Linked DNA regions of Homo sapiens: all the other regions are linked to region 4. Evidence: chromatin loops called from intact Hi-C (ENCODE). Cell type or tissue: HCT116. All regions are shown on one strand. Each heading gives the region's core, and the rest is flanking DNA. Links, peaks and the distances in the headings are about the cores only.

Evidence for each region. Hi-C counts contacts between places; a loop is a spot of excess contacts. Peaks named below come from ENCODE experiments on the same cell type or tissue, not always from the same donor. Only the 100,000 strongest peaks of a DNase experiment are listed, where the experiment ranks them.
Region 1: a loop joins it to region 4, with 5 times the contacts of the local background. A loop is called at or near these places in 21 of 110 quality-filtered maps.
Region 2: it touches region 4 in a loop (4-fold over the local background); 31 of 110 quality-filtered maps call a loop at or near these places.
Region 3: a loop joins it to region 4, with 2.9 times the contacts of the local background. A loop is called at or near these places in 16 of 110 quality-filtered maps.

Annotation. Positions count from the first base shown.
Region 1 is chr1:86,376,469-86,384,261 of GRCh38, forward strand. ODF2L (outer dense fiber of sperm tails 2 like) reads right to left here. Exons shown (of 17, transcript NM_001366781.1): 5 at 6,666-6,728; 6 at 6,463-6,534; 7 at 5,774-5,890. Among named protein-coding and RNA genes, the nearest start is that of ODF2L, 16 kb to the right of the region's middle. In HCT116, for the core only: a CTCF peak has its summit at 3,997; a DNase peak (open chromatin) is centred at 4,003.
Region 2 is chr1:86,470,838-86,478,630 of GRCh38, forward strand. It overlaps CLCA1 (chloride channel accessory 1), which reads left to right. Exons shown (of 14, transcript NM_001285.4): 2 at 2,580-2,720; 3 at 2,892-3,039; 4 at 5,611-5,716. LOC124904210 (a long non-coding RNA gene) reads right to left here. Exons shown (of 3, transcript XR_007066206.1): 3 at 5,059-5,128. Among named protein-coding and RNA genes, the nearest start is that of CLCA1, 5.8 kb to the left of the region's middle. In HCT116, for the core only: a CTCF peak has its summit at 3,390 (motif pointing right); a DNase peak (open chromatin) is centred at 3,414.
Region 3 is chr1:86,511,836-86,519,628 of GRCh38, forward strand. The region is part of intron 1 of LOC124904210 (a long non-coding RNA gene); the gene reads right to left. Among named protein-coding and RNA genes, the nearest start is that of CLCA4, 31 kb to the right of the region's middle. In HCT116, for the core only: CTCF peaks have their summits at 3,942 (motif pointing right) and 4,144; DNase peaks (open chromatin) are centred at 3,966 and 5,686.
Region 4 is chr1:86,683,980-86,691,772 of GRCh38, forward strand. All of the region lies in intron 4 of CLCA4-AS1 (CLCA4 antisense RNA 1), which reads right to left. Among named protein-coding and RNA genes, the nearest start is that of CLCA4-AS1, 17 kb to the right of the region's middle. RefSeq lists an enhancer at 247-894. In HCT116, for the core only: no CTCF peak of the experiment used is centred there; a DNase peak (open chromatin) is centred at 3,792.

The sequences.
Region 1 (7,793 bases), core at 1,316-6,315, 310 kb before region 4:
TGTAAACATTGTAAAAATATGTACATAACTGATATGGTTTGTGTATTACTCCATTCTCACACTGCCATAAAGAAATACCCTAGACTGAGTAATTTATAAAGGAAAGAAGTTTAATTGACTCACAGTTCCACACGGCTGGGAAGATCTCAGGAAACTTACAATCATTGTAGAAGGCAGAGGAAGAAAGGACCTTCTTCACATGGCGACAGGAGACAGAAGAGTGAGGAGCAAAGGGGGAAGAGCCCCTTATAAAACCATCAGGTCTCACGAGAACTCACTCATTATCATGAGAACAGCATGGGGAAAACCACCCCCATGATCCAATCACCTCCCACCAGGTCTCTCCCTAGACATGTGGAGATTATAAGGATTACAATTCAAAATGAGATTTGGGTGGGGCAGAGCCAAACCATAGCATTCTGCCCCTTGCCCCTCCTAAATCTCATGTCTTCACATTTCAAAACACAATCATGCCTTTCCAACAGTCCTCCAAAGTCTTACTTCATTCCAGCATTAACCCAAAAGCCCAAGTCTAAAGTTTCATCTGAGACAAGGCAAGTCCCTTCTGCCTAGGAGCCAGTAAAATAAAAAGCAAGTTAATTACTTCCAAGAAACAATGGGGGCACAGGTATTAGGTAAATGTTCCCATTCCAAATGAAATAAATTGGCCAAAAAAAAGGGGGCTACAGGACCCATGCAAGTCCAAAATCCAGCAGGGCAGTCATTAAATCTTAAATCTCCTAAATAATCTCCCTTGACTCCATGTTTCACATCTAGGTCATGCTGATGCAAGGAGTGGGCTCCCACGGTCTTTGGCAGCTCCAGCCTTATGGCCTGCAGGGTACAGCCCCCTTCCTAGCTGCTTTCCCAGGCTGGCACTGAGTATCTGTGGCTCTTCCAGGCACATGGTGCAAGCTGTCAATGCATCTACCATTCTGGGGTCTGGAGGACTTGTGGCCCTCTTCTCACAGCTCCACTAGGCAGTGCTCCAATGGGACTCTATGTGGGGTCTCCAACCCCATATTTCTCTTCCACACTGCCCCAGCAGAGGTTCCCCATAAGGGCTCCACCCCCGCAGCAAACTTCTGCCTGGACATCCAGGCACTTCCACACATCCCCTGAAATCTAGGCAGAGGTTCCCAAGCCTCAATTCTTGACTTGTGTGCACCCACAGGCCCAACACCACATGGAAGTTGCCAAGGCTTGGGGCATCCACCCTCTGAAGAAATGGCCTGAGCTATGCATTGGCCCCTTTTAGCCACAACTAGAATGCAGGGCACCAAGTCCCAAGACTGTACAAAGCAGCAAGGCTCTGGGCCCAGCCCACAAAACCACTTTTTCCTCCTAGGCCTCTGGGCCAGTGATGGGAGGGACTGCCATGAAGACCTCTGACATACCCCAGAAACATTTTCCCCATTAATATTCGGCTTCTCATTATTTATGCCAATTTATGCAGACCACTTGAATTTCTCCCCAGAAAATGGGTGTTTCTTTTCTATTGCATGGGCAGGCTGCAAATTTTCCAAACTTTTATGCTCTGTTTCCCTTTTAAATGTATGTTCCAATTTCAAACCTTCTCTCTGTGAATGCATAAAACTGAAAGCTTTCAGAATCAACCAGGTCATATCTTGAATGTTTTTCTGATTAGAAATTTCTTCTACCAGATACCCTAAATCATCTCTCTCAAGTTCAAAGTTCACAGATCTCTAGGGCAGTGGCAAAATACCGTCAGTCTCTTTGCTAAAGCATAGCAAGAGTCACCTTTATTCCAGTTCCCAAGAAGTTCCTCATCTCTATCTGAGACCACCTCAGCCAGGACTTCATTGTCCATATCACTATCAGCATTTTGCTCAACACCATTCAACAAGCCTCTAGGAAGTTCCAAGCTCTCCCACATCTTCCTGTCTTCTTCTGAGCTGTCCAAACTGTTCTAACCTCTGCCCATTACTTAGTTCCAAAGTCATTTCCACATTTTTGGGTATCTTTATAGCAATACCCCACTCTCTGCAGTACCAATTAACTGTATTAGTCCATTCTCACGCTGCTATAAAGAAATACCTGAGACTGGGTGATTTACAAAGGGACAAGTTTTAATTGACTCACAGTTCCACATGGCTAGGGAGGCCTCAGGAAACTTCAATCGTGGCAGAAGGTGACAGGGAAGCAGGGACCTTCTTCACATGGCAGCAGGAGAGAAAAGAGTGAAGAGCCAAGGGGGGAAGCCCCTTATAAAACCATCAGATCTCACTCACTATCATGAGAACAGGATGGGGGAAACCACCCCCATGATCCAATCACCTCCCACCAGGTCTCTCCCTAGACAGATGGGGATTCTGAAGATTACAATTCAAGATGAGATTTGGGTAGGGACACAGCCAAACTATATAGGTTTGGATCTGTGTCCCTACCCAAATTTCATGTCAAACTGTAACCCCCAGTGTTGGAGCTGGGGCCTGGTGGGAGGTGGTTGGATCATGGGGGTTGTTTCTTATGAATGGTTTACAGCATCCTCTTGGTGCTGTTCTCCTGATAGTGAGTGAGTTCTTGCGAAATCAGGTTGTTTAAAAGTGTGCAGCACCTCCCTACTTGCTCTCTCTTCCTTTTGCTCCCACCATGTGAGATGCCTCACTCCCCACTTGTCTTCCACCATAATTGTAAGTTTCCTGAGGCCTCCCCAGAAGCTGAGCAGATGCCAGAATCATGCTTCCTATACAGCCTGTGGAACTGTGGGCCAATTAAACTTCTTTTCTTTATAAACTATGCAGTCTCAGGCATTTATAACAATGTTAAAATGGCCTAATACAATAATCCTCTACACATTGGGGACCAATGCTTCTCTATAACCTGTTAAAGGATGCAAATTTAAAACATATAATCCTATATCAAACTAATGCTACCATTATCAAAGATACTATAGTGATTATGGTACAAACACTAACTTCCTTAAAACTTCTGTGATTAACTCAGATAGTTTTTTTAGTTCACATCTAGAATATTATACATCATACTAGTTTTAAAAACTAGTTTAAAAAAACATAATTGAGCTAGAAACAATCCAAATATGTACCAATGTTCAAAGGAATTGGTAGCTCCCCAAATATATTAGGACTCTTCACTTTGAAAGACAAAATCTTAAAGATATGATTATAATCTTTAAGAAGGCTATAGACGAGATAAACAGATTTTTTTACCAAATTTTAATTTACTAGATTTAGGGGGCACGCCCTGACACTAGAGTTACATTAAAGATAATAAAATACTGCTTTATCCAATAAAGTAAATGTATGGAAGTCATTATTCCAAGACCAAACACAGGTTTAGATAAATTAATGACTATAAGAGTCATAAGATAAGTATTATTGAGGACATGTTTCTATCATTGAATGTGATTGTAACTAATTGGCATGACTATCTCTTTGGCATACCTCTTGGTGACATGATGAGAGACGGAATATTAGGCTGGGTAGATGAGGGATGTGATTTAATGTGGTAACTCAGATGCTTTTATTTCAAATTATTTTAAGACTGTGTACTTAAAGTATTTGAGTATTAAGTATCTATTAAAGACTTATGATTTTAATGTTTTTACATTTTCAAAACCTGTGTAATACTGAAATGAATGTGAAATTATCACAGAATAAGTTTTAGTCTCCCATTCCTTAGAAAGCCATTTTAATTTTTAAAAATTGCAAAGGAGTCACAGTACAAGCTAAACCTAGGACTTTTCAACTTAACTCTACAATCATCAAAATCTAAGCTTCTTAACTGCCACTAAAATTGAGATTAAGAAGTATATATTAAGATTTAGATTTGATTTTTTTGAAGAGTGACTAAGTAAACTAAGAGAAGGAGCAATACATTCTTAAATTGTTTTTAAAAAACAAAATCCCATAAAACATAAGTAGCTGGGGAAAAACAGCAGTACAGTAAGTCGACATAAGACAAAGGAACATCCCACAGGAAACACTGTTGTCATTCCTCTAAAAGTCCACACGGTGTCATCATCACACCATGAATAGTTGCTTTCTTAGGTTAAAAAACTTCTAAACATAGAAACTAAATTTTCTTTTTGAACATAGTTCCAGACACGATCTTCTCACCAGATTTATCAAATCCCACACTTATACACTATCAAGGAGTATACTGAAATGACAAATTATTTTTATAATTTAAAAATAACCTCTCATTTGCCAAATGAATGAACACATAAAGCTGATTATCTTCTTTTTCTATCTCCAAAGCAATGTCTGTATACATGTCACATTTTATACAGACAATCATTCTCAGTCTCTTCTGAAAATAAGAAAACGTTCTAATTCTAATTGCTACATAACAAAGATCTAGAAAGAAAAATTGGTGGAAGGCATCTGTGGGATGTTCCCAGAGGTTTATAATGTAAATTTTTAAAAGACTCAATACAACAAATTACTCAACACTAAAAAGTTGAGATTGATGTTGCCAAATTGAGTTCATTGGATTCATACTCAAAAAAAAAACAACACAAAAACGAAACAAAAAAAAACCACTGTCAAACCTAACTCAAAAAGAACTAAATTCTGAACCCCTTAATCACTTAATGCCTTAAATCCAAAAGTGTGTGAGAGAAAATGTAGAAAAATTCATAGACTCAGACAGTTTCTTTTAATCATTTCTTAACAGTAGCATTTTGGTAAAAGAATTTGAATTCAAATTATAGTTGAATTTCATAGCAAAATTTTAGGATTTTAGCCTTATGTTCTTTCTCCAAATTATCATGGTTATAAAAAATAACCACTACGCTTTAAGATAAATTGGGAAAGATGATTATCTAATATGTTCAATCATACATCAGATGTATTCAATCACATGTGTTCTCCTGTATTTACTATGACAGACCACTGCAATACCAAGTCCAGTTCATCTGCAGTGCCCTAGCATACAAAATTTATTATCCCCCATAAACCCGCATTATGTCCCTTTAAAGGAACACACACACACACACCCAAACTCGAGTATGGTTTTGAAACATGCTACAGGCTGCAGACATCTGCTATAATTCAGGAGTGCAAAACCAAACAGAAATCTAACTCAGAAGTCCTCAACACTCAATGGAGTTTGAGTCTCTGTAACCTCTCAAGGTGGGAATATTGCTTCTTTGCCTTTGGCGGAAAAAAAAAAAGAGTTACCTTATATTGTATGATATGCCACCTCAAATTCTTATCTCAAAGTGACTTTGACTCCAAAAGAATAATTAAACCAAAAAATTCCCCTTAATTATACTCCTACAAAGTTGTTTAATAAGGGAATTACTTAATTTTGTGAACATCAAAGTTGGGCTGATTTTAAAATTATTACGATTAGTAACAAAAAATAAACATCGTATTGACTGTTAAACGTGTGAAAGTATGTATGTATATATGTATAGATGGAGAAAAAAGATTGAAATAATGTACACCAAAATGTTAACAATGATTTTGGTATATTTAAATTTATTTTCTATAAATTTTCCACAGTAAATATAAATTAACTATAAAGTGGAAATGATTTTTAAAGTAATTCAATTCCATAAATCCTTCCTAGATTGGTATTAAACAGAGACAGCATTTTTATGTTGAAATTTGTACCCAAACCTTTAGTTAGGCCACAAATATTAAGATTTACCTTAAATATGTATTTCCCATGTCAACAACTGTGTATTTTAAAACCACCAAATTCTAGAACTAAGGAAGGCTTTATGGCCTTTCATTAATTTTATCACTTAAGCTATAAAAATGGATATATATTTATATATAACCTTTACATATTCTTTCAACTTATCGTTCTCGGCTTCCCTTTTATGAATTTGGATCTGTAGTCGTTCATGTACTACTTTTACTGATTGGGAAAAACGGTTTGCTTTCAAAGTATTTGCCTGTAACAAAGAGAAAGAGAAAACCAAAAAAATCCATATTATTTGCTGTATCCCCAGCCCAATATCTTTAATTTTACCCTGATTTAGGCACAATCTAAACAGCTGATAAAAAGCAAAGCACTACTTTACATAAACTGCCGCCCCTATTACAAATGTATTTCATGCCCAACCAGGGCTAAGTTTTATCCCCCAACATTTTTTATTTAATGGCTTTCTTTTTTAAAATTCCCATCTATCTTTCTAAATAAAGGTATGGGTATACCTAAAATGCTCCTACAAACACTAAAATTCCTTAATTTGTTCCCCAACTGAAACACAATACAAATTTAAAACAGTTCCTATATGAAGTGATTTATGCCAAGTATCCTGACAAACACCATAAAAACCCTAAAAAAACTTAATAAAATTAAGATGTTATATTTGATAGGTAAAACCTGTAAAATATCCAAATAATCTAGAATTTCAAAACACTTTTCTGTGTTTATTTCTGAGGAGTTGGGGCCAGGATGGGAAAAAAAAGGGAGTCAATATTAATATAATGAATTAAGCTCAAAAGCTCAAATTTTGCTTACCTTTTCACTCTGAAACAAACAAGAAAGTTCTTGGATATGGGCCTCCTTTTCAAATACCTTCTTCTTAAGATTCTTGAGCAAATATAAAATAAGAATTAGGAATTTCACAACTTGGATAATATTGGCTAACTTTATAAAACCAAGCAGCATGCAAATAACAATGACAGGAAGAATGGACACAAAGTAAGTGTGGAAAGACTTACAGTATTTTCACTTTCATTATCAGTTAGATTTTCTAGCAACATGCTGGATAAATTGTCTCCTGTCTGAGAAAAGAATGTTATAAATCAGTGATCGCAAATTATATTTCTCTATATAAAAAAGTAGGAAGTGAAATAAGCACTACTCAATAAATTAATATGACTTTTAATTCAGATTTTTAAAAGAGTTAACAACTGAAAAGATTTTTGCCCTAGTATTCCAAATTATTTTTGGTCTGCAATTTATGAAATTAGTTAATTTACTAAATTAATCTCAAAAGAATGCTTCAGAAAGTATAGGCCAATGACACTAAACTCACAAAAATCCTCTATACAAAAGAAGTTTGTATAGAGTTTGTATAGAGTATAGAATGCAACACAGTGCTGTTTACAAATAGGCAAAAATTATCAACAATCTAAATTCTAGCAATAAGAAATCTCTTAAAGAATTACAGCAAATCAGTAACAGAATTCTATATAGCCATTTTAAATGAGATCATAGAAGACTATTTACTCATTTTTGAGAGTCATACTTCTGCTTTAGAATGTGAAAAAGCTATCAATTCTTTTCACCCAAAACCACATATATATGTACATATAATGCAAAATTGTACACGGAATTTCAGAGGGTACATGGATTTCATAAAGGTCATCCTTGGATCCATAAGTGTTCAAAGAGCTCAAGTTAAGATTCCTTTCTATTCAAAAAATATTCAATACATGAGAAAATATTGATGATACAGTGTTAAGTATAAAAGTCCAGTTACAAAACAAAGATAGTAGTTTTACTCCATTTTTCTAAAACACCACGTATATATGCACACGTAACATATATAAAGAAACAAAATACTGCAAAATGTACACAACATAAAACTAACAGTTCTTAATAGTGATGTTTCACTAAGTGCTGAGATCAAGAGAATATTTCTCTGCTTATCACAATTTTCTATGAGCATGTAACTTTTTAATTACAAAAACTATTACCTAATATTAGATAGTTTTTACAATTCTGAAATAATTTTTATCATAGGAAAAAGCCAAAAGGGAGTCAGAAGAATAATTTAGGTGATTTAAAGGGATAAGCTTTCTTTTTGGAGTGATAAAAATGCTTTAAAATTGACTGTGGTGATG
Region 2 (7,793 bases), core at 1,150-6,149, 210 kb before region 4:
TGATGAGAGACTCTCCCCTGGTGCCCCTGTGGGGACAGAAGCCCCTAACTCAGCTTTTAAAATATTTGCTTCAGCAGGACAGTCCCCAGATTTCCCCACCTACAAGAGCAGTTAATCGCTCTGCACCACTTCCATCCACTGCATTCTTGCTAATATTAGCAGGGGGAGTACACGTCACAAGATGAGGAAGGGAGAGTCAGAGAGAAACTCTCTCTTCCCCCGTCAAATATACATACACACACACCACACGCACAAGCTCGTGTGCACACACACACGCCCATGCACACACGCAGACATACACGCACACACGCACGTCAGAAGGTACACAGTAGGGTTATTTTGGAGTCTCTGCAATGCTCAGCACCCCAGGCACTGTGCCTGTCTTGGCAGTTCTATACCACTTTGCCATTTACTAAACCCACTTTATTTATCCATTTGTTTGTTTATTCATTCAACAAATATTTACAGAGCATCTAAATTATGTCAGGTACTAGAAGTCCAGTGGTCAATATACTGTCCCTGTCCTGAAGGAATTTCTAGCCCATTCTATAAACTGTCACCCCCAACCTTCTCTCAGCCTAAGAGTCTAAATATGTATTAGGATATGAGGTCATTTTCTGAAAATCTGAAACAGATGCCAAAACAAAGATCCCTTATTATTGTTTCTATTACAATGTGGAAGACAAGAGCATTTCATGGTACTTATTCTTCCTGGGAGACATTGGAAATTCACATTTCACAAGTCAAATGGTAAAACAATACTCTAATATATGAAGTTTTATACCTACTTTTCAAGTTTTTGGTGATCTTGGCTCATTTTTTAATTTTATTTTTTAAAGTGACATAATATTAAACTCTCCTAGTGAGTGTTAAAAATCTGGGAGTTTTAGAAGGAGAAAATGTAAATCATTAAGAACACTTAAAAAAATAGAGGCAACCATTATTATCACTATTTGAAAGGGAGAAATTGAGGCTCAGAGAAGTAAAATAAGTTCTTTAAGTTTACCCCTTAGGAAGAGGCACAGCAGGACTTACCCGTGCACTAACACCCAAGTGCTGCTTCCCCATAAAATGGTGAAGCATTTCTGCTCCTAACACGACCCCCACTAGGCAATGGAGTCTAGTCACTCTGGTCTGTTCCCGCAAGGACTTTGCTCCTGCAATGACCCCTTTTTCTTTTACATTTTTGTTTTTTTTTTCATTAGCATAGAAATATTTTATAATATAATATTAAAACAAACAAAACTGTCTTGTCCTGAAGTCCACTTCCAGCTGCTGCCTATTTCTCCATTCCCCTTTAGTTCACAGAAAAACTTCTGAACCTGTTGTTGTCTGTATTTACTGTCTCCACTGCCTCACCTCCCACTTTCTTGAAACCACTCTTACGGAGCTGCTGTATTTATTCCACTACTAGGGCTCACCATGCTGCCAAGTCCAGTGATCAGTTCTTAGTCCTCATATGAAGTGATGGCTCAGCAGTGCTTGACACCGATGATCACGCCCTCCTCCCTATAGCTCTCTCATCCCACAGCTCCTCATTTCCTCTGCAGGCACTGACTGCCCTTCTGAGGCCCCTGTATTGGCTCCTCCTCTTTCTACCTCTGAATGCTGGGGTCCCCCACATTCCCTGGGCTCAGTCTTCAGCCTCTTTTTTCCTCTGTCTATGCTCACTTTCGAAGCAAATGGTTTTCAGTCCTAACAGATACACTGCCCCCTTTCTATAACAGTATCTTCTATCACTCTCCCTACTCTCTCGTCATAACATATCACAGGGAATCTGCAGACACATTTATAATTTAACGCTGCAGCTATTTCATTTTAGAGAAGTAAAATTAGGTGTAATTTGAAAATATATAATTATGCTATTTTCTTATATCTCTTAGTACCACACTGCACAAAAAATAAATACTTCTATCAGCACTTGGCAAAGTTTAAAAAAAAGAAAAATGAATCAATAAATAAATAATACCACAACATTTAGTATTACATTTAATTTGACTTAGTATATAATCCCAAAATTATTACAGGAGTCAGCAGGTGTTAAAATCACATTCACTTTTTCTCTTCATTACTACTTGCTGTGAGACCTTGAGAATTATACTAAGTCTCAGTTTCACCCTCAAAGATTTGTGGATTCTCAAAGAAGCAAGTGAAACGCATAGCTAATATTTTATACTTGCTTGTGCGAAGTAAACACTGTTCCTAGCACATCATATGTTTCACTTTGTTCCTCACCACAACCTTATCAGCCAGTCACTATAATATAATATTCCATTTTGTTAATGGGAAAACTGAGGCTCAGAATTAGAAATTGCCGAATGTCCCACAAAAAGTGGTGCAGCCAGGATTAGAGTCTGTCTCCAGAGTCTGCATTGTTACTGATTACTCGGTGACACAGAATATTTGGTAAATGCTCTCAAAGCTTAGCTATTATTATTAAAAGGTATTTCTATATTTCTTCTTCCCATCTTAACAAATAACAAGTTTTTGAAAATGTGAAATCCAGATGTGAATTTGAATGACTGATAATTTAATTTATTTTCAGTCAATTGTTACGTATGTTTTCTTTTTCTTCCCAGGACATGGTGACCCAGGCATCTCTGTATCTGCTTGAAGCTACAGGAAAGCGATTTTATTTCAAAAATGTTGCCATTTTGATTCCTGAAACATGGAAGACAAAGGCTGACTATGTGAGACCAAAACTTGAGACCTACAAAAATGTGAGAATATCAAGTTCTTCTTTAAAATTCCACTTTCTCCTGTAACCAAGATTTTTTAAAATCAAAATATTCTAGAATCAAATGTGATTGTTTGAAACTTACTCCAGTACGAATATGGTTAATTCATTTGCTGAAACTTTGTGATGATAGAAACTTTTTCTTAAATTTCAGGCTGATGTTCTGGTTGCTGAGTCTACTCCTCCAGGTAATGATGAACCCTACACTGAGCAGATGGGCAACTGTGGAGAGAAGGGTGAAAGGATCCACCTCACTCCTGATTTCATTGCAGGAAAAAAGTTAGCTGAATATGGACCACAAGGTATGAAATATTCTACCATACTTCTCATACAATTTAACTATTTTATGTTCAAAGTGTATCAACACTAGCATTATCTTTGTGAGTAAGCATGTATAAGCCAAACAATTAGAGATAAAACATCATAGCATTTTTCACTTAAAATAGAACATGCATTTCACTTAGAATTTCCAGCATTTCTCAGCTATGAATTTAATTTACTTTAGATACATGTATAAATACGGTATTTTGAATTCTCGTAAATTATTATTATAGCATCATACTATAACTGTAAAAGAATTTAATTTGTATTAAGTTTCTATGGATATGTAAGGAGACAACGGAATTAAATCTTCTACCTGCAATTCATACAATAGCCACCAGATGGCGTATATGTGCAGTGCTCTCAGACGTGCATTCAAATTATATATGAATCTTGTTAAAATGTGGATTCTCCTTTAGGAGGCCGAGGCGGGCGGATCACGAGGTCAGGAGATCAAGACCATCCTGGCTAACACAGTGAAACCCCGTCTCTACTAAAAATACAAAAAATTAGCCGGGCGTGGTGGCGGACGCCTGTAGTCCCAGCTATTTGGGAGGCTGAGGCAGGAGAATGGCGTGAACCCGGGAGGCGGAGGTTGTAGTGAGCCAAGATCGCGCCACTGCACTCCAGCCTGGGCGACAGAGCGAGACTCCGTATCAAAAAAAAAAAAAGGGGGGGGATTCTCATTCATTAGGTGTGGGATGGGACTCAAGAATCTGCATTTTTAACAAGCTCACAGGAGATGTTGATTCTACCGGTCTGTGGATCACACTTTGAGTAGCAGACAGAATACCTTTGCAATTCATCTCTCAAAAACATGTAACTAAAGAAAAAACTCCAATGATAAATAAACTTTATCATTTGTATATGAGGTACATATAACAATTATTGGAGGAAATATTAAACAAGTAATGACATATATATAAAATGTACTTTCCAAGAATCAAATGTGACTCTTTACTAAATAACTAGCATTAGATTTCTTTACCTCAAAAAAGATTTGGATCCCCTAGAACCAGCTTGATTTTTTTTAACATATAAGGCACAGAAAACAAGCAAACAAAAGAACGCTATCCAAGCCCCATCCCCAAACACACTAGAGCGCTTAAAGACCTGGTCAAAAGGATGTGTCAAGCGTACCTCTTTGTTGTTCTACAACACATTTCACCTCCATAACAGGAACAGAACATTCTCAATGTATGACTCAACAAATAAGTGTTGAATTGATTGACCTGACTGCCTCATCCCACTCCTGAGCCCACTCCAGCCATCATGATCATATATAAAACCATTCCTTAATAGTGTTTCCTTTCTGTATTGTGACTCCACTCCAACTCTCTCACAATCATCTTTAAAGAGACCACCAATACCTACAGAATAAAGTCCCAATCCTTAGTGTGGGATACTGAGTTTCCACAGAATGCCCCACCTCACATAACCCTCCAAATTCAGCCTTCCTTGGAATTTACATTCCAGAAAAACTGAGCTGTACATAAGTCATTCACTCAAGTTTAACAAATATCACTGAATGCCTGCTAAGTTCTAGACACTATGTGCCCAGATATGACAGTGAAGAAGTCATATTGTCTGTCCTCATGGAGACAATTTTCTATTGTGGGAGACTGGCAAGTAAGTAGCAATGACTGTTTATCATTGTAAGTGCCTAATGGGAGATGGTGAAATGCAAACGCGGAGTACTGGGCCTAAGATGAGGATTTCAGGGCAGGCTTCTAGGCACATAGAAGCTTGATTTTCAAAGAAGAATAAGAGTTATCCAGACAAAGATGGGAAGGAAGTATTCCAAGCTAAGGAAACATAGGTAAAAAAAGACCAGAGTTGAACAAGAGCATGATATGACCTAGGAAAAAAAGGAGTTCAGGAATTCATCCTAATTCTAGAGTTTGGGAAGGGAGTGGAGAACAGCAAGAAATAAGGCTGCAGAGAAGAGCAGGCCTGAGGCATCAGGGACCTTGTACACCATGTTGAGAAGTTGGACTTACCCTGAAGGATGGAGACATGGAGGCCAATCTGGTGACTATTGCAGCAATTCAGGAGTAAGTGGCAATGGGCCTGGAAAGGTGAGAATGAATAAAAAAGACAGAGATGGAGTAAGCAGACCTTGAGGTCTGATGGGATAGGAGCCATGAGGGAGGAGAATTGGTTGAGGATGCTGCCCTGGCTGCTGTAGGAATGCCTGGGCTCCCATAGCCGCCTTTGCTGACCTCTGTCATCATACCTGTACCACCAGGCATTTTAGCTTCTAATCACACATGCCCTCCACTACACCAGGAGCTATGTGAGGATAGGGCAGCTGTTTGTGTCTGAATAACGGCTTGGCACTTACTAGGTGCCTGATTAACATTTGATAAGCCAAAATAAGTATTTATATTTTAAGAAAACGTACAGTTATATTAGATCTAAAGAAATCAAGTCTTTAATTTAAAAAATTAACACAGCAAAGCATAAATATTCCAAACATTGCTTTCTTCCAGTGTGAGAAGGTAATTTTGCCATTCTTATTGTAATCAGTTTTTTAAAATACTTTCTCACAGGTAGGGCATTTGTCCATGAGTGGGCTCATCTACGATGGGGAGTATTTGACGAGTACAATAATGATGAGAAATTCTACTTATCCAATGGAAGAATACAAGCAGTAAGGTATGTATATTTTGATTTAACTTGTTCCAAACTATTTTAAATTGCAACCTTTTTTTCTTGAATTGATTACTTTAAAAAATGTGTGTCCTGGCTTATTTTCTAATTCAAATTCATTCTTAGTGCCTTCTTTTTCAGATTTCCACAAAACTACCATTTTGTTTACTTTACAAGTGCTTCAGTTAATTGAATTATTCACTCTGCAGCTAGAAGTCATTTGCCTCCTTTTTTCTTTTTTTTTAACTGTACCAACTATAAAAAATCTACAGTTGCTGTGTTTAGTGTCTCCATCATCCCATACCAGCATCAGTGACGTAAGCAGAGCTAATGAGGCTCTTCGGTGCCTTCAGGGCAGAATAATAATATCTTCTTTTTTTGAGAAAGGGTCTTACTCTGTCACCCAGGCTGGAGCGCAGTGATGCAATCACAGCTCACTCCAGCCTCAGCCTCCCGGGCTCAAGCAATCCTCCCACCTCAGCCCCCTGAGTAGCCGGGACTACAGGCACACATTACCACATCAGACTAATTTTTATATTTTCTGTAGAGATGGAGTCTCACCATGTTGCCAGGCTGATCTTAAGTTTTCGTACAGGCAGGGTGTCCTTATGTTGCCCAGGCTAGTGTTGAACTCCTGGACTCAAGAGATCCTCCCACTTCGACCTGCCAAAGTGCTGGGACTACCTCTGACATCATGGTGGCGTGAGCCACCATGCCCGGCCCAGAATGGTATCTGTGTGGACTCTGTCAGTATGAATGGGCTTGGGAGGGACTGTGAAACTTATCTGAAAAACAATCCAAATATCAAAGCAAAACAGAAACTCCTCCCAGTTTGAATTAAACCTTGCGCGATGTCAGTAGAAATCAAGTACAACACTTGGAAAGAACGCTTGGCTGCCATGAATTTATGGGCTAATTCTTGCAGCCAGCAGTCTCAGTGCACAAAAACTGCTTTAGTGCAAACAGAAGTGATAGGGAACTTCCTAATTTATTTTAAAGAGTTAGTACAACTCAGATACTAAAACCTGACAAATGGAATGAAAAAATTCTGTAGCTACAGGCTCTCTAAAAAGATAGAGGCAAAGATTTCAAATAAAAGGATAGTAAATTACATCTGGCAAAATTAAGGGAAAAACAAACATATTAAAGCCAAGTAAGAATGTCTTCCAGAAATCCAAAAATGTTGTAATAGTAAGTAATGAATATAGTATATGAAGAAAAGAAGAAAATAAATGATTGTTCCAATAGATTCTCAAAAGAAACTTGATAAAAACGCACACTTATTCCTGCATTTAAAAACAACACCATCTTTTTAAGTAGAAGTTGGTACAACACCCTCTCCATGTCTGCTTCCGGTCTTGCTTGCCTGATGGCCCTTTAAGGAGATGCACTCGGCTTTGATTCCTAACTGTCTTGACCTAGTACAATTTTTTCAAAAGGGGCTCAGAACACAGATTTGGCTTCCATTTCTCGCACAGGACCATTACTGCTCTTTACTTTTCTCTTTCTTTATAACAGTCAGACTCTGTACACTTGGCCCATTTCCATTATATTATGCCTCATTGTTGGATCTCTTCAGGCATAAAGAGACATCAAGTGGGCCGGGCATGGTGGCTCACATCTGTAATCCCAGTACTTTGGGAGGCCGAGGCAGGATCACCTGAGGTCAGGAGTTCAAGACCAGCCTGGCCAACATGGAAAACTCCGTCTCTACTAAAAATACAAAAAAATTGGCCATGTGTGATGGCACACACCTATAATCCCAGCTACTCAGGAGGCTGAGGCAGGAGAATTGCTTGAACCCGGGAGGCGGAAGTTGCAGTGAGCCGAGATCACACCACTGCACTCCAGCCTAGGCAACAGAGCAAGACTCCATCCCCCCGAAAAAAAAAAGAGAGAGAGAGAGACATCAAGTGCACTGCTGCCTCCTAGAGCCATGCACAGCCTTCCTGATGCCTTCGGCCTGTACACTCTGCACTACATGGACCACAGCACAGAGGGGCTTCTCTGATGCAATCATACGTTGCTTTGACTTTTCAAACCCAGTGGGCACCATTCCAAACCTGATATCTCTTTCCCAGTT
Region 3 (7,793 bases), core at 1,680-6,679, 170 kb before region 4:
GTAATTAGTGACGTTGAACATTTTTTTCATGTATTATTGACTATTTGTATGTCTTCTGTGTTGCTCCGGCTCATTTATCAACTGACCCAAAAGACTGCCAGTTTTGAGGGGGGTCCAGAACAGAAGGCTCTGCAACAAATCCAGGCTGCTGTGCAAGCTGCTCTGCCACTTGGGCCATATGACCCAGCAAATCCAATGGTGCTTGAGGTGTCAGTGGCAGATAGGGATACTGTTTGGAGCCTTTGGCAGGTCCCCATAGGTGAATCACAGCTAGGATTTTGGAGCAAGGCCCTGCCATCTTCTGCAGATAACTACTCTCCTTTTGAGAGACAGCTCTTGGCCTGTTACTGGGCTTTGGTGGAAACTGAATATTTGACTATGGGTCATGAAGTCACCATGCTCCCTGAACTGCCTATCATGACCTGGGTGCTTTCTGATCCATCTAGTTATAAAGTGGGGTGTGCACAGCAGCATTCCATCATCAAATGGAAGTGGTATATAATGTGATCTGGCTCAAGCAGGTCCTGAAGGCACAAGTAAGTTACATGAGGAAGTGGCTCAAATGCCCATGGTCTCTGCTCCTGCCACCCTGCCTTCTCTTCTTCAGCCTGCACCAATGGCCTCATGGGGAGTTCCCTATGGTCAACTTACAGAGGAAGAGAAGACTAGGGCCTGGTTCACAGATGGTTCTGCAAGATACACAGAAACCACCCGAAAGTGGACAGCTGTAGCAATACAGCCCCTCTCTAGGACATCCTTGAAAGACAGCAATGAAGGGAAATCTTCCCAGTAGGCAGAACTTCCAGCAGTGCACCTGGCTGTGCACTTTGCATGAAATTAGAAATGGCCAGATGTGCAATTATATACTGATTCATGGGCTGTAGCCAATGGTTTGGCTGGATGGTCAGGGACTTGGAAGAAGCATGATTGGAAAATTGGTGACAAAGAAATTTGGGGAAGAGGCATGTGGATGGAGCTCTCTGAGTGGTCAAAAACTGTGAAGGTATTTGTATCCCATGTGAGTGCTCACCAACGGGTGACCTCTGCAGAGGAGGATTTTAATAATCAAGTGGACCCGGTGACCCATTCTGTGGACACCACTCAGCCTCTTTCCCCAGCCACCTCTGTCATCGCCCAATGGATCCATGAACAAAGTGGCCATGGTGGCAGGGATGGAGGTTACTCATGGGCTCAGCAACATGGACTTCCATTCACCAAGGCTGACCTGGCTATGGCCACTGCTGAGTGCCCAATTTGTCAGCAGAAGAGACCCACACTGAGCCCTCCATATGGCACCATTCCTTGGGGTGATCAGCCAGCTACCTGGTGGCAGATTGATTATATTGGACCTCTTTTATCATGGAAAGAGCAGAGGTTTTTCCTCACTGGATAGAATAAGTGTCTATCCGGAATAGACACTTACTCTGGATATGGGTTTGCCTATCCTACACAAACGGCTTTTGCCAAGACTACATCCGTGGACTCACAGAATGCCTTATTTACCATCATGGATTCCATACAGCATTGCCTCTGATGAAGGCACTCATTTTATGGCCAAAGAAGTGTGGCAGTGGGCTCATGCTCATGAAATTCACTGGTCTTACCATGTTCCCCAACATTCTGAAGCAGCTGGATTGATAGAACGGTGCAATGGCCTTTTGAAGTCACAATTACAAAGCCAACTAGGTGACAATATTTTGCAGGGCTGAGGCACAGTTCTCCAGAAGGCCATGGACGTTCTGAATCAGCGTCCAGTATATGGTACTGTTTCTCCCATAGCCAGGATTCATGGGTCCAGGAATCAAGGGGTGGAAGTAGAAGTAGCACCACTCACCATCACCCCTAGTGATTCACTAGCAAAATTTTTGCTTCCTTGTCCCATGACATTATGTTCTGCTTGCCTGGAGGTCTTAGTTCCAGAGGGAGGAATGCTGCCACCAGGAGACACAACGATCCATTATACTGGAAGTTAAGATTGCCACCTGGACACTTTGGGCTTCTCCTCCCTTTAAGTCAACAGGCTAAGAATGGAATTACAGTGTTGGCTGGGGTGATTGACCCGGACTATCAAGATGAAATTAGTCTACTACTCCACAATGGAGGTAAGGAAGAATATGAATGGAATACAGGAGATCCATTAGGGTGTCTCTTAGTATTACCATGCCCTGTGATTAAGGTAATGGGAAACTACAACAGCCCAATCCAGGCAGGACTACGAATGATCCAGGCCCTTCAGGAATGAAGGGTTGGGTCACTCCAACAGGGAAAAAACATGGCCGCCTGAGGTGCTTGCTGAAGGCAAATGGGATACAAAATGGGTAGTAGAACAAGGTAGTCATTGGTATCAGCTACCACGACAGGACCAGCTGTAGAAACGAGGACTGTAATTGTCATGAGTATTTCCTCCTTCTTTTGTTAAAAACATGTTTGTACATGTACACACTTGTACCAAGAAAATATCTTCATTTTTTTTCCTTTCTCCTTTATCATGTGACATAAGATTTATTGACTTCACATTAGCATTTAAGTATCGTTAACTTTATGTATTTGGGTTGGGGACTGGTGCATTTTGGTTGTATGAAGGATAGTTGTATTATGTTAAGCGTAATTATGACCTTATTATTGTCTTTATTTGAAGATTATGTGTGATCTTAGGAGATGTGTATGGCTTCAAGTTGACAAGGGATGGCTAATACTGAGAGTCAACTTGATTCAGTTGAAGGATACAAAGTATTGATCCTGGGTGTGCCCTTGAGGGTGTTGCCAAAGGGGATTAACATTTGAGTCAGTGGGCTGGGAAAGGCAGACCCACCCTAAATCTGGGTGGGCACAATCTAATCAGCTGCCAGTGCAGCTAGAATATAAGCAGGCAGAAAAATGTAAAAAGAAAGACTGGCCTAGCCTCCCAGCCTACATCTTTCTCCCGTGCTGGATGCTTCCTGCCCTTGAACATCAGACTCAAAGTTCTTCAGTTTTGGAAATCAGACTGGCTCTCCTTGCTACTCAGACTGCAGATGGCCTATTGTGGGACCTTGTGATCATGTGAGTTAACATTTTAAAAAATCCCCTTTATATATTCCATTAATTCTGTCCCTCTAGAGAACCCTGACTAATACATCCTCTTTTGAGAAATGTCTGTTTAGGCCGTTTGCTTATTTTTTAATCAGGTCGTTTTCTTGTTATTGAGTTGTTTGAGTTCCTTATATATTTTAGATATTCCCTCTTTATTGGATGTATGGCCTTGCAAATATTTCCTCCCGTTTCACAGGTTGCCTGTTCACTCTGTTATTTGTTTCCTTTGCTGTGCAGGAGCTTTTTTGTTTGATGTAATACCATTTGTCTATTTTTGGTTTTGTTGCCTGAGGTTTGGAGTCGAATCCAAAAAAATCATTGCCCAGAACAATATCAAAAATAAAGAAAATATAAACACTATAATCTTTAAATTATACTTTAAAAATACACCTGACATATGGCCTCAATAGATTTTCATTGCCTCCAAGTAATTCTACATGGTTTCAGACTTTTAAAGAAACGCCAAAATCTTTCCCAAAAAAATCTGTTAGAGTGATTCATTAAACTAAGAAAGAGAAGACAAATCAACAAAGCAGTGTTCAAGGAGGCTTACAGTAAAATTTCACATAGACAGTCAAATCTAACAACCCAGGTAAGAACTAAATAAAGAGGACAAGAAAGTCATTCAATTAAAAAGCCCAAGCAATGCAAAGTTATTGTAATTGAGAAAAATCTATTTAACTCGGTTCCTGAACCCACATGCAAAAGGAAAACATGTTAAATGCTTCTTCCTAACCTATTTTAGCTGTTTCTAGAGATAAAGCTTTTCCTAAATTTCAAAGAAGCTCAGAATTCTTAAGGGGGAGGGGAGACTAAAAATTAGTGATGACCTGTACAATGGACAGCACAAATCAAACTCCAGAGGGCACACTGAGTTCACGTGTGATTCAGGCAGGCACAGGAATGCACTACTCCTACTGGTAGGGCATGGAAGTGGGACCCCAGGCAGCACTTTAAGGATCAAGGCAACCAGTCCATGTAGAGAAAAGTCTCCCTCCTCAGACACTAATCTGAGGTTTGGAAAGCAAAATACTACCACCATCATCACACCAACTCGGGGGGGAAAGTGCAGGGTGAGGGAGAGGTGAGCAAAACTCAGGGCCTTGACAGAGAAGAAAATGGTGTGATATTATTATCATTATCATTAATTATTTTATCTGATAATGATAACAGCTACCGTTTCCTGGGTTTTTTGTTTTGTTTTGTCTTGTTTTACTGAGTGCCAGGCACTAAGTGCTTCACATCTTCACGTCTAGGTCCTCCACTAATATTTGAGTGTCCTGAGGCAAGAGGACAAATGTAGATCCAGATACCATGTGTCTAAATATGTAAACATTATAAATCAGGCCTACAAGCTGTTACAATGTGTTATCTCCGGTCTTGACAAATATACCTTCATAAGGATTTGGAAGTCCAGGTTCAAATTTAAAATTCTTGGAAACCTCTTAGTGTGATGGTGGGACATGACACCTCAGGAACAGATGGGCCATGATTCACCATCTTCCTATCTTTCTCTACTCCACAGTCCAAACCCCAGCAGGCCTCATGCATATGGGTGTGGCCTCATCAGCCCATACACCACATCAATAGCTACCCTTTGTCCATCTTTCCAACCTGGAAGTATACATATCTTTGTCACAATCTTCCCTAGGAAGAACTCCAAGTCAGTTGTGGCACACACAGACCATGGAAGCAGGATGAGTCATTTGTCAGGGAATTTCATGTTGGGTATGTTATGCAGGTTCTAGAAATGTGGGGCTGTGGGAGGACACACACTGGGTGTCACAACCCCTTGGTCCTGTGGACTCTACACTCCATCGGAAGAGGACAGGACACATTACACAATTTTGGGGACCCAGTACAAAATGAAAATGCAGGACCAAGGCCTTATTCAAACATCAGGAAAAAAGTGTAATTAAAGTCACTAAAATATAAAGCTTTTTTCTTTCTTCCATAGTGCATCTCAGCTTGTCACGGTGTTTTTTTGTTTGTTTGTTTGTTTGTTACTTTTTTGTCATTTAATGTTCTAAGTAAAGAAAAATTATAATTCTAAAGTATTCATATGAATTTCACCACATGAATTTCACCACATAATGCATCTACATTATGTGTTGCCAGTTTTAAACACAAATGTAAGAACTTTTAACTTGTATATTGAATACACAATTTGTATTTTGTAGCTTGTACATGCATACTTACTTTGTTTTGTCAAAACAATGAAAATACTGCATAAAACTGGCTCAAGTGTTTTTATTTCACTTAATATGTTCACATTCTACCAACACCCTCTACCTTCAGCTGACTGATGAATAAGAAAAGACTGAAAGGAAAAGGAACTATGGGCTGCCTCATCTTTCTCCTTCCTTCTATGTCATCATTTTCAGCACAAGTAATTGGCAAATACAGGGAAGTAACACAAATAAAAAAGGATAGGTAGAATCACGTGGTCTTTTATGTTTCTTAGAATGTCTTTGCCTTCTTTCTGTGTTTAAAGAAAGTTCTGGTTTGAACTAAAAGTGTGGTCTCAAGATGTCAGGGCACCTGCTTACTCAGTCCTAGAAATGGCATGCTTATCTGGCATTTTGAGTCTCACTGACTTTCCAAGCATTCTAGGCCTACCCAAATTCTTTGTGCATGAGCCATCAGGAACCTGTATGCAAATGGCACAGTAAGGAATGGCAGATACACATAATCACACCTATCTCCACTAGTTACACATGTTCTCTATTGTCCCATCAGGCTTCCCTTATAAAACACAAGTTCAAAGATAAAATTATTAAGAATTTTAAGACAACTGAAGCAGAGGATTAAACCAAGCACAGGACCCCTTGAGTGCAGGGCCATAAGTGACTACACAGGTCTCTCATGCCCTTGAAACTCACCCTGGGTCCACTAAGGGGAAGAAATGTCTTATCAAAAGGCTGTGTAGATGGACAACTAAGACTGAGAGCTAAATGATCTGCCTGCAACCTCACTTGGTAAGTGACTTAAGCAGTATGTAAATCACAGTTAGTCTGACTCTGGAAGCCAATCTCTTTCATCAGTTTATTATATTTCCTCTTGAAAGAAGCTTAGTTGCATGAACTGAGCCAACACTGTACAAGCCTCAGATGTTCAACAGCTTTAGTCCCTATAGCCAAGAAGCATTTTCAGGTTAATTCATTGGCAGGCTCACTCCAGAAACACAATTGCAATTATATTAATGCTATTCACAAGACATTATTTGCTGGATGAAGAAAGAAGTGGAAAACTACTTTCCTTATAGCAGTAACAGAATACTTATTAAAACCAAGAATAATAATAACAAAATTAGAATAACAAAATACTTATCATAGCTTAGTAATAATACTAAGAACTGCTAATATTTACTAAGCACTTTCCATGTGTCAAGCACTACTCTAAGAGCTTCTGCTATATTATCTCATTTTTCTTCACAGAAACCCTAGGTCAATAACATTATTATCCATATTTACAAATCAGGAAGCTGAGGCAAAGAGTGGTTCAACAAGTTGAGTAAGGTCATACTGTGTTAGTGAGCTCTATTTGCAGGCAGGTAGAACTAAAGCAATTGACCCAGACAAGATAATCCGTAAATATTTCTAGAGTAATAGTACAAGTAACTTCAGGAACATTTTAGTTTATCTGATGAACATCTAACATTAGCCATTTTTTTCTTGCATTTTACTTTTCAGAAAGGAATTTTAAATGCTTTCATTATAGATCTAATTTTTTATTGTGTAGTCAAGGTCCCATATGCAGGAAATATTTTGTATTTAATTCAATGTCCTGTGTGCCTTCCTTATCTATATTTCCACTAACCAGGAAATAAGGGGAAATTCCTATGGATTCAGGGAAGAACTATTACAAGGGACTATTCTCAACATAGCTATTGACTTTGGAATTTTTATGACTGTGCGTCCATCAAATTTACTAACTTAAAGTATGTAGTTAAATGGCCTAGCTTGCTTGTCTGTTTTGTTTTTCTGTTTTAACATTGGATAATGTGTGTCAATCAAATTTGCTAATTTAACATAACATAGTTGTCTAGTTAGTTGGAGTTTTTTGTTTTGTTGTTCTGTTTTACTGCTGAATAGATTCTTAAATCAGGAGAACTGACATCTTGCTAATCTTTGTCACTGTGGGCTAGATGGTTTGAGAACCTAGTGAGACTTTGAATCAGAATCCCAAAAGTGGCTTTAGATGCTTTAAATTCTTACCACTTTTCTATCTTTTTTTTTTTTAAATAACAGAGACAGGGATCTTGCTATGTTGCCCCAGGCTGGTCTCAAACTCCTGGCCTCAAGTGATTCTCCCACCTCAGCTTCCCAAAATGCTGTGACTACAAGTGTAAGCCACCTTACCCAGCTCGTTCTCTGTTTGAAAAGAAAAAAAAAAATCACCACCTGAAATGATTTAAACCATTAACCACAAAAAAGCTACTATAGAAAAAATATCTATCGTATTTTAATTTAATTCATCAACAATAAGTGACATAAACAATTCTGTGTAAAAAGTCAATATTCTTTGGAACTGTCCTTTAATCCTTTGGAAATATGTTGTAATCAACCTTCATTTTGACTAATAGCAAAGACATAATCTGATTTTTTAAAGCTCTGATATGCAGAGAAGATAAAAAGAATGGTTGATTCTTGAAAATGTTTTTTGCTCCACTCAACCAAAGAACAAATTCTTTACTGTCAAAAAGCATTTTCTAGACTTCA
Region 4 (7,793 bases), core at 1,724-6,723:
CATTCTTCTAAATTTTTTTCAAAGTTTTCAACTTCTTTGCCTTTGGTTTGAATGTCCTCCCGTAGCTCAGAGTAATTTGATCGTCTGAAGCCTTCTTCTCTCAGCTCGTCAAAATCATTCTCCATCCAGCTTTGTTCTGTTGCTGGTGAGGAACTGCGTTCCTTTGGAGGAGGAGAGGCGCTCTGCGTTTTAGAGTTTCCAGTTTTTCTGTTCTGTTTTTTCCCCATCTTTGTGGTTTTATCTACTTTTGGTCTTTGATGATGGTGATGTACAGATGGGTTTTCGGTGTAGATGTCCTTTCTGGTTGTTAGTTTTCCTTCTAACAGACAGGACCCTCAGCTGCAGGTCTGTTGGAATACCCTGCTGTGTGAGGTGTCAGTGTGCCCCTGCTGGGGGGTGCCTCCCAGTTAGGCTGCTCGGGGGTCAGGGGTCAGGGACCCACTTGAGGAGGCAGTCTGCCCGTTCTCAGATCTCCAGCTGCGTGCTGGGAGAACCACTGCTCTCTTCAAAGCTGTCAGACAGGGACACTTAAGTCTGCAGAGGTTACTGCTGCCTTTTTGTTTGTCTGTGCCCTGCCCCCAGAGGTGGAGCCTACAGAGGCAGGCAGGCCTCCTTGAGCTGTGGTGGGCTCCACCCAGTTCGAGCTTCCCGGCTGCTTTGTTTACCTAAGCAAGCCTGGGCAATGGCGGGCGCCCCTCCCCCAGCCTCGTTGCCGCCTTGCAGTTTGATCTCAGACTGCTGTGCTAGCAATCAGCGAGATTCCGTGGGCGTAGGACCCTCTGAGCCAGGTGTGGGATATAGTCTCATGGTGCGCCGTTTCTTAAACCGGTCTGAAAAGCGCAATATTCGGGTGGGAGTGACCCGATTTTCCAGGTGCGTCCATCACCCCTTTCTTTGACTCGGAAAGGGAACTCCCTGACCCCTTGCGCTTCCCAGGTGAGGCAATGCCTCGCCCTGCTTCGGCTCGCGCACGGTGCGCACACCCACTGGCCTGCGCCCACTGTCTGGCACTCCCTAGTGAGATGAACCCGGTACCTCAGATGGAAATGCAGAAATCACCCGTCTTCTGCGTCGCTCACGCTGGGAGCTGTAGACCGGAGCTGTTCCTATTCGGCCATCTTGGCTCCTCCCCTCACTATAGCATATTTTTAAGAGTGAAGACTGGAACAATCTAAGCATCCAGCAATAAGGAAATTGACAAATAAAATGTGGTATATTCATGTGATGGACTTCTATAAAACAGCTAAAAGAAATGAATTCTGGCCGGGCGCAGTGACTCACACCTGTAATCCTAGCACTTTTGGGAGGATCACCTGAGGTCGGGAGTTCGAGACCAGCCTGACCAACATGGAGAAACCCTGTCTCTATTAAAAGTACAAAATTAGCCAGGCATGGTGGCACGTGCCTGTAATCCCAGCTACTCTGGAGGCTGAGGCAAGAGAATCGCTTGAACCCGGGAGGCGGAGGTTGCGGTGAGCCGAGATTGCGCCATTGCACTCCAGCCTGGGCAACAAGAGCAAAACTCTGTCTCAAAAAAAAAAAAAAAAAAAAAAGGAATTTCATCTAATCTATATTAAACAGATTTGAAATATATAATACTGTGTAAAAAAATTACAAAATGATAGGTACAATATGCTATCATGTACATAAATTACAGCATAAGATATACTATATTTGTCTGTAAATATAAATAAGTAAAAGTATTTTTAAAACTGGGCAGGAAATACATTAAACTCTTCCTAGGGGAGGTTTTGAGTGAAGGGCAGAAAGGTGAATGAGACTGAGAGTGTTGATTTAGTTACCTAGATCTTAAGCTTAAACAATAATGTTTTAGCCCTTAAAAAAACTAAGTTATGATTTTAAAAATTGTTATTCCTATATGAGAAGAATGAAAGTTTTTGTTACACTATTATCTATATTTTTCTGGGTTTTTTAAATGTCTTAAATGTAAAAGAAAAATATATTTCACTCCAGCCCCATTAAATAAATTTACAAATATTTTCAAAATATAAATTGAATCAGGGACATTAGCTATTGTGCCCACATATCTCGATGCAGTTCTGAATACTTACAGGTGCATACTGTATAGTAAAAATGAGGAAATTAGCCTATGACATGGCTCTAACAAGAGTAGTATATATACTTTCCTTAGTAGGCAGATGCTTGAGCAAATTGTAATATGATTTGAGCTATATTTTTAGAAGTATTCATCTTGAAAACTTGTGTAAAGGAAAGTGAAATGGAGAGATAATTTTGGAGGCTATTAAAGGAGTCTAGGCCAGAAGTAATATGTTAGCATTAATAAATGATAACAAGTAATAAACATGGAAGGAAAAGAATGAATCTGTTTTCTCTCTCAACCTCCTTTACTATCATATCAAAGCACCAATGCTACTTTAAAAATGTTGATTAAGTGCAAGATATATTATCTTAATTCTTAACTCTTCCATGGAAATGTTCTCATTAATTTTGAGAATTAAACAATTAGTCTTTGTAAACTGTCCATAGATAAATTTTAAGCCATTCAAGTATGAATTTGACATTGCTATTTTGTATATTCATCTACCATGACCAAAATATGAGAGGTTTGTAACCCATAGTATTTACAAAATTAATATCTTCTGCTCTTAGATTTAGACATTTATAACAAAAATTTTTAAAACAAGATATATTGAACTATAACTTATCACATGCCAATCACTGTAGTAGCATTTTCTGTATATTTTTCTATTTAATCTTTACTTCAGCATAGCAAGGTAGACATTGTATTATAACCCCAATTAACTGGGACCTGAGCCTCAGAGATGTGAAATACCTTGCCCAAGTTCAGACTGAAGCTAGTAAATGGTGATGCTGAGATACAAACCAAGATCTAATTCCAAATTGTATGCTCTTTCCACTACCATCCTAATCTCTTCCGCTAACCAACATCATTTATTTATCTCATAAATGAAATCCCAAGTTCCACGTGCCGTGAATGTTGACAAGACTATTGTTATTAAAACATCTTTATGTTTTAATACACAGGAAGGGGAACATCACACACTGGGGCCTGTTGTGGGGTGGGAGGAGGGGGGAGGGATAGCATTAGGAGATATACCTAATGTAAATGATGAGTTAATGGGTGCAGCACACCAACATGGCACATATATACATATGTAACAAACCTGCACACTGTGCACTTGTACCCTAAAACTTAAAGTATAATTAAAAAACAAATAAATAAAAAATAAAAAATAAAAAATCTTTATGTTTTCAAAATAGGGAGTTACTTTTATTTAAAATGTTTTTATAAATAATTTTGATAGGTTATACTACCTCTTTTAGAGCCTTTAGGAACAGCTATTTAACTTTTTTAAACCCTAGTTTTCAAAAGGAGGTTAATAATACTATTTATCTCACAAAACTTTTATTAATGAAGACACTTTTAATTACTATCATAACTTACTAATGGAGATTAAATGAGATAAAACATATAAAGTGTTTATCAAAGTGTCTGATATATAGTTGGTGTTCAATAAATATTAGCAGTTATTATTTTTTATTATATTTTATAAGTATTTTATTATTGGGACAGTGCAAGTCTTTGGTAAGAAACCCAAAATATCTATAACCTTCCACAGCACAAGAGGATTATATCCTGGGTACTCAATATACAATCATGGAGCATCCATAATCTTAATTTCAAAGGTATCTACAAAAACATTACCTCTCTTCATCAAATTAACAACATGAGAATCATCTAACCAGTCAACTGAACACTGGAATCATACACAGTACTTTAATTTTATAACAAATTTTTAGGTTAGTCTGACATCTAGTGGAATTATCATAGTCATTCAAAAGATTTAAAATACATACTTTAAAAAAAGACTAACAACATTCTATTAAGTAAAAGACCAATATCTAATGTAATCTTTAAAATAAAAAAGGAAAATAAATTTGAGTAGTGCCTATGTGTCAGGTACTGTGCGAAAAGCTTCCACATACCTTATCTCACTCATTTGTTCAGAGTATTTAGTGCCTGCTATGTGCTAGGCTTGTATTATATAAAACATTTTTAAAAGCAGATATGATTTCTGACCTTTTTGAGCTTATAGATTAGTAGGGATTAAATTACACAAATTATTATATAAATGAATATAAATTGTGTTTAGAGACATGAAGGACTTACAAGGGAATCCCTAATTTAGTACGGAGTTTAGGAAGGGCTTCTCTGAGAAAGTGATGAGCCAACTCCTAAATAATGAGCAGCAAGAGAGATTTAAGGCAGCAGGAAAAGCATGAGTGAAGGTGCTGAGGTGGGAAAAGTTTTGTTATCTAAAGGAATTTAAATAAGGGCAGTGTGGTTACAGTTGTGAGTAAGGGAGACAGCTATACCAGATGAGTCGAGGAAGGTAGGTGGCAGGCTAAACAGGGCCTGGTGAAAGGGTTGGCCATATTGGGGATTCATGATTTTATCACTTTATGATAGGTATAATAGAAATCATTTGAAGTACAGTCATCCCTTAGTATCCACAGGGGACTGGTTCTAGGATGCCACTCTTCCCCCTTGAATGCTCAAACCCCTTATATAAAATGGCATAGTATTTATATACGCCATACCTATGCATATCCTCCTTTAAAGAGATGATACTTTAAATCATATCTAGATTACTTATAATACCTAATACAATGTAAGTGCTATATAGTTATTATACTGTGTTGGTTTTTATTTGTATTGTTTTTACTGTCATGTTTTTGTCTTTAATTATTCTTTTTTTCCACATATTTTCTATCCCTGGTTGGTTGAATCTGTGCTTTCAGAGCCCATGGATATGAAGGACCAATTGTAGTTAAACAAGGAGAGATAATGAGATACACGGTTTTTTAAAACACCCTGGCTCCTATGCAGAAACGAAATGGAAGAGGATGAACATGAATGTAGGGGGAAAAATTAGGACCATTTAGGAGAGTATTTCAATAGTCCCAACAACAGATGGTTTTGGCTCAGACTATCATGGTTGCTATCAGTAGATTCAGATCTGCTGAATATTGAATATTGGGAGGGAATTGAATTGAATTGAATACTGGGAGGGAGGTAAGGATGAGGAACCAGAGAGCATTGAAAATAGTCCCAGATTTTTATCTTGAACAACTGAGTCAATCGAAGTATTAAGATGAGTAAGAGTGGGAAATATTATCTTTGAGGATAAGATTAAGCTTTTTTTTTTTTTTTCAAGACAGCATCTTGCTCTGTTACCCAGGCTGCAGTGCAGTGGAGCAATCTCAGCTCACTGCAACCTCCACCTCCTGGGCCCGGCTAAGTTTGTATTTCTTGTACATATGGGGTTTCATCATGTTGCCCAGGCTGGTCTCAAACTCTTGCATTCAAGCAGCCTCCACCTGCCTCAGCCTCCCAAAGTACTGGCATGAGCCACCATGCCTGGCCCAAGCTTTTATTATCAAAGAATAACTGAGATATTTGGTTATTTATATGAAAATTTTTTTCACATATAGGGAAACACTCATTATACTGTTGTCAAGCAACAAGGGCAAATGCTTCACTTCTGAGAGAAAAAAAACTACAGTCTGGAAAGACTGAGTCTTGTTTGCACATTTTTCTTGGTAAACTGATTAGATGGCAGCAAAGAGGTCAGCCTAGGCAGTCTGTCCTTGTGAAGTTTGTCCAAGCGTAACAAAGAAGACAATTTCAATTGTATTTGATTATTCCCAAAACCTGCAAGTTTACTGAGGAGCATACTGGAATCGACTGTCTTAGGATTATGTCTATCAAGACCCTTCCATTCTCCAGCTTTGTTGAGCCAGGCCTGCATCATTTAACTCATCAGTATTTCTCAACTCCCTCCTTTTGGTCAAAACAAACTCCAAAAGATGCAAATTTTACAATCAAAGGTTCAGTACCTTTTGACTTAATATTATCCACCTGATATCAACTTAAAATAATCAATGTGAAATCTTTAGATTCCATTCATTGATCTAGGTGACTAGAGAAGCCAGGACAAACCATACAGGGCCTACAGGCCAGGATACAGATTTTGTTCTTTATCCTAAGACTAATGAGACATCACTAAAGGATTGAAATCAATAGAGTAATTTGATGAGAACCTTTATTTTAAATTTTCTAAAAAATTTTATGATAGTTATTAGACAATTGGAAAAGTGCTCTCTGGATATTTTCTAACATTAAGGAACTGTTGTTAATTTTATGTGTGATAATGATTTTGTGGTTATGTTTAACCAAACAAAAGAGTTCTTATCTTTTAAAGATTTACACGGAGAAATGTTAATAGATGAAATGAAAAGAAAATTGGAAGTCATCTGCGTATAAATAGATACATATAAATGGAGAAATTTTCTGTTTTAGAGTGAGAAGAGTTATGAAATGTATCTTGAGGAACTTTGTCAATTAAAGGCCAGAAAGATGGGGATGAGCAAAGAAACCAGACTATCTATTGAGAGGTAGGAGGAAAATCAGAGAAGTGTTGTCATGGAAACCAAAGAAAGAGAGGTTTCAAGAAGGAAATAATGCATACAAATTTAACGCATTAACACAGCACCTGGAATATGGCAAACATTCAACAAATATTGCGCTTATTATGAAGATGATTGAGAAACAAGTGGTACAGAATATCAAGTGATGGTAAGAGGTCAAGATAGTAATCACCAGTAATCTTAAAGAGAGTAATTTCTATGGAGTGGTAGGATAGGAGCAGAAACTACATTGGAGTGTTTCAAGGGTAATTGGGAGGTCCAGATATTGAGACAATAATTGGAGATAATTTTTTCAAGATGTTTCACTGGTACGGGAAGGAGATAAACAAGAAAGTGGCTGAAATAGGGTTGTGATAGTAAGTAGAAGCAATATTTGCGTTTGTGACAATTTGGGGGAGGAGAAGTTTAAAAATAAGAGAGACTGGCTGGGCGCGGTGGCTCACCCTTGTAATCCCAGCACTTTGGGAGGCTGAGGCAGGAGGATCACAAGGTCAGGAGATCGAGACCATCCTGGCTAACACGGTGAAACCCCGTCTCTACTAAAAATACAAAAAAATTAGCTGGGCATGGTGGTGGGCACCTGTAGTCCCAGCTACTCAGGAGGCTGAGGCAGGAGAATAGCGTGAATCCAGGAGGCAGAGCTTGCAGTAAGCCAAGATCGCGCCACTGCACTCCAGCCTGGGTGACAGAGCGAGACTCAGTCTCAAAAAGAAAAAAAAAAAATAGGAGAGACTGAAATGCCAGTAAAAATTCTGTAGAAAGGGAAAACATGAAAATATAAAAGGGAAAAGGGATAAACATATGTGTTTTAAGAAGGTGGGAGACATAGGATCCAGAACATACAGGGAAAGGACTGTTCTTTGATGGACAGAAAAACATCTCTTTTATTGTAACAGGAGAGAAGGAGAAATGATATGAGCAAATGTACGAAGGTTGAAAAGGTTCTGTTTTCATTCTCCCTTACCTGGGAAGATAGTTCTCTGGAGTGCCCTTTTAGTGTCCAAATCTGTGGAATTTCCTGTTCTTATTGTCTTGTGCAATATTTTATATTATAGATCATTACTTTTTAAAAACTCTCTCCTTTTTAAAATATATTTCAAGGAGACAAAACAGTCTAAAAATAATATAATAAATGCCCATGTATACTAGCTTAAAAGATACAAAGGAAGCGTCAATTCCTTTCTTTTTCTCTCATAAATAATCATTATTTTGAATTAGATGTTTATAATTCCCATGCTTGTTTTTATACTTGTATTAATTACATGTATCATATATGTATCAATAGTATATAATATACA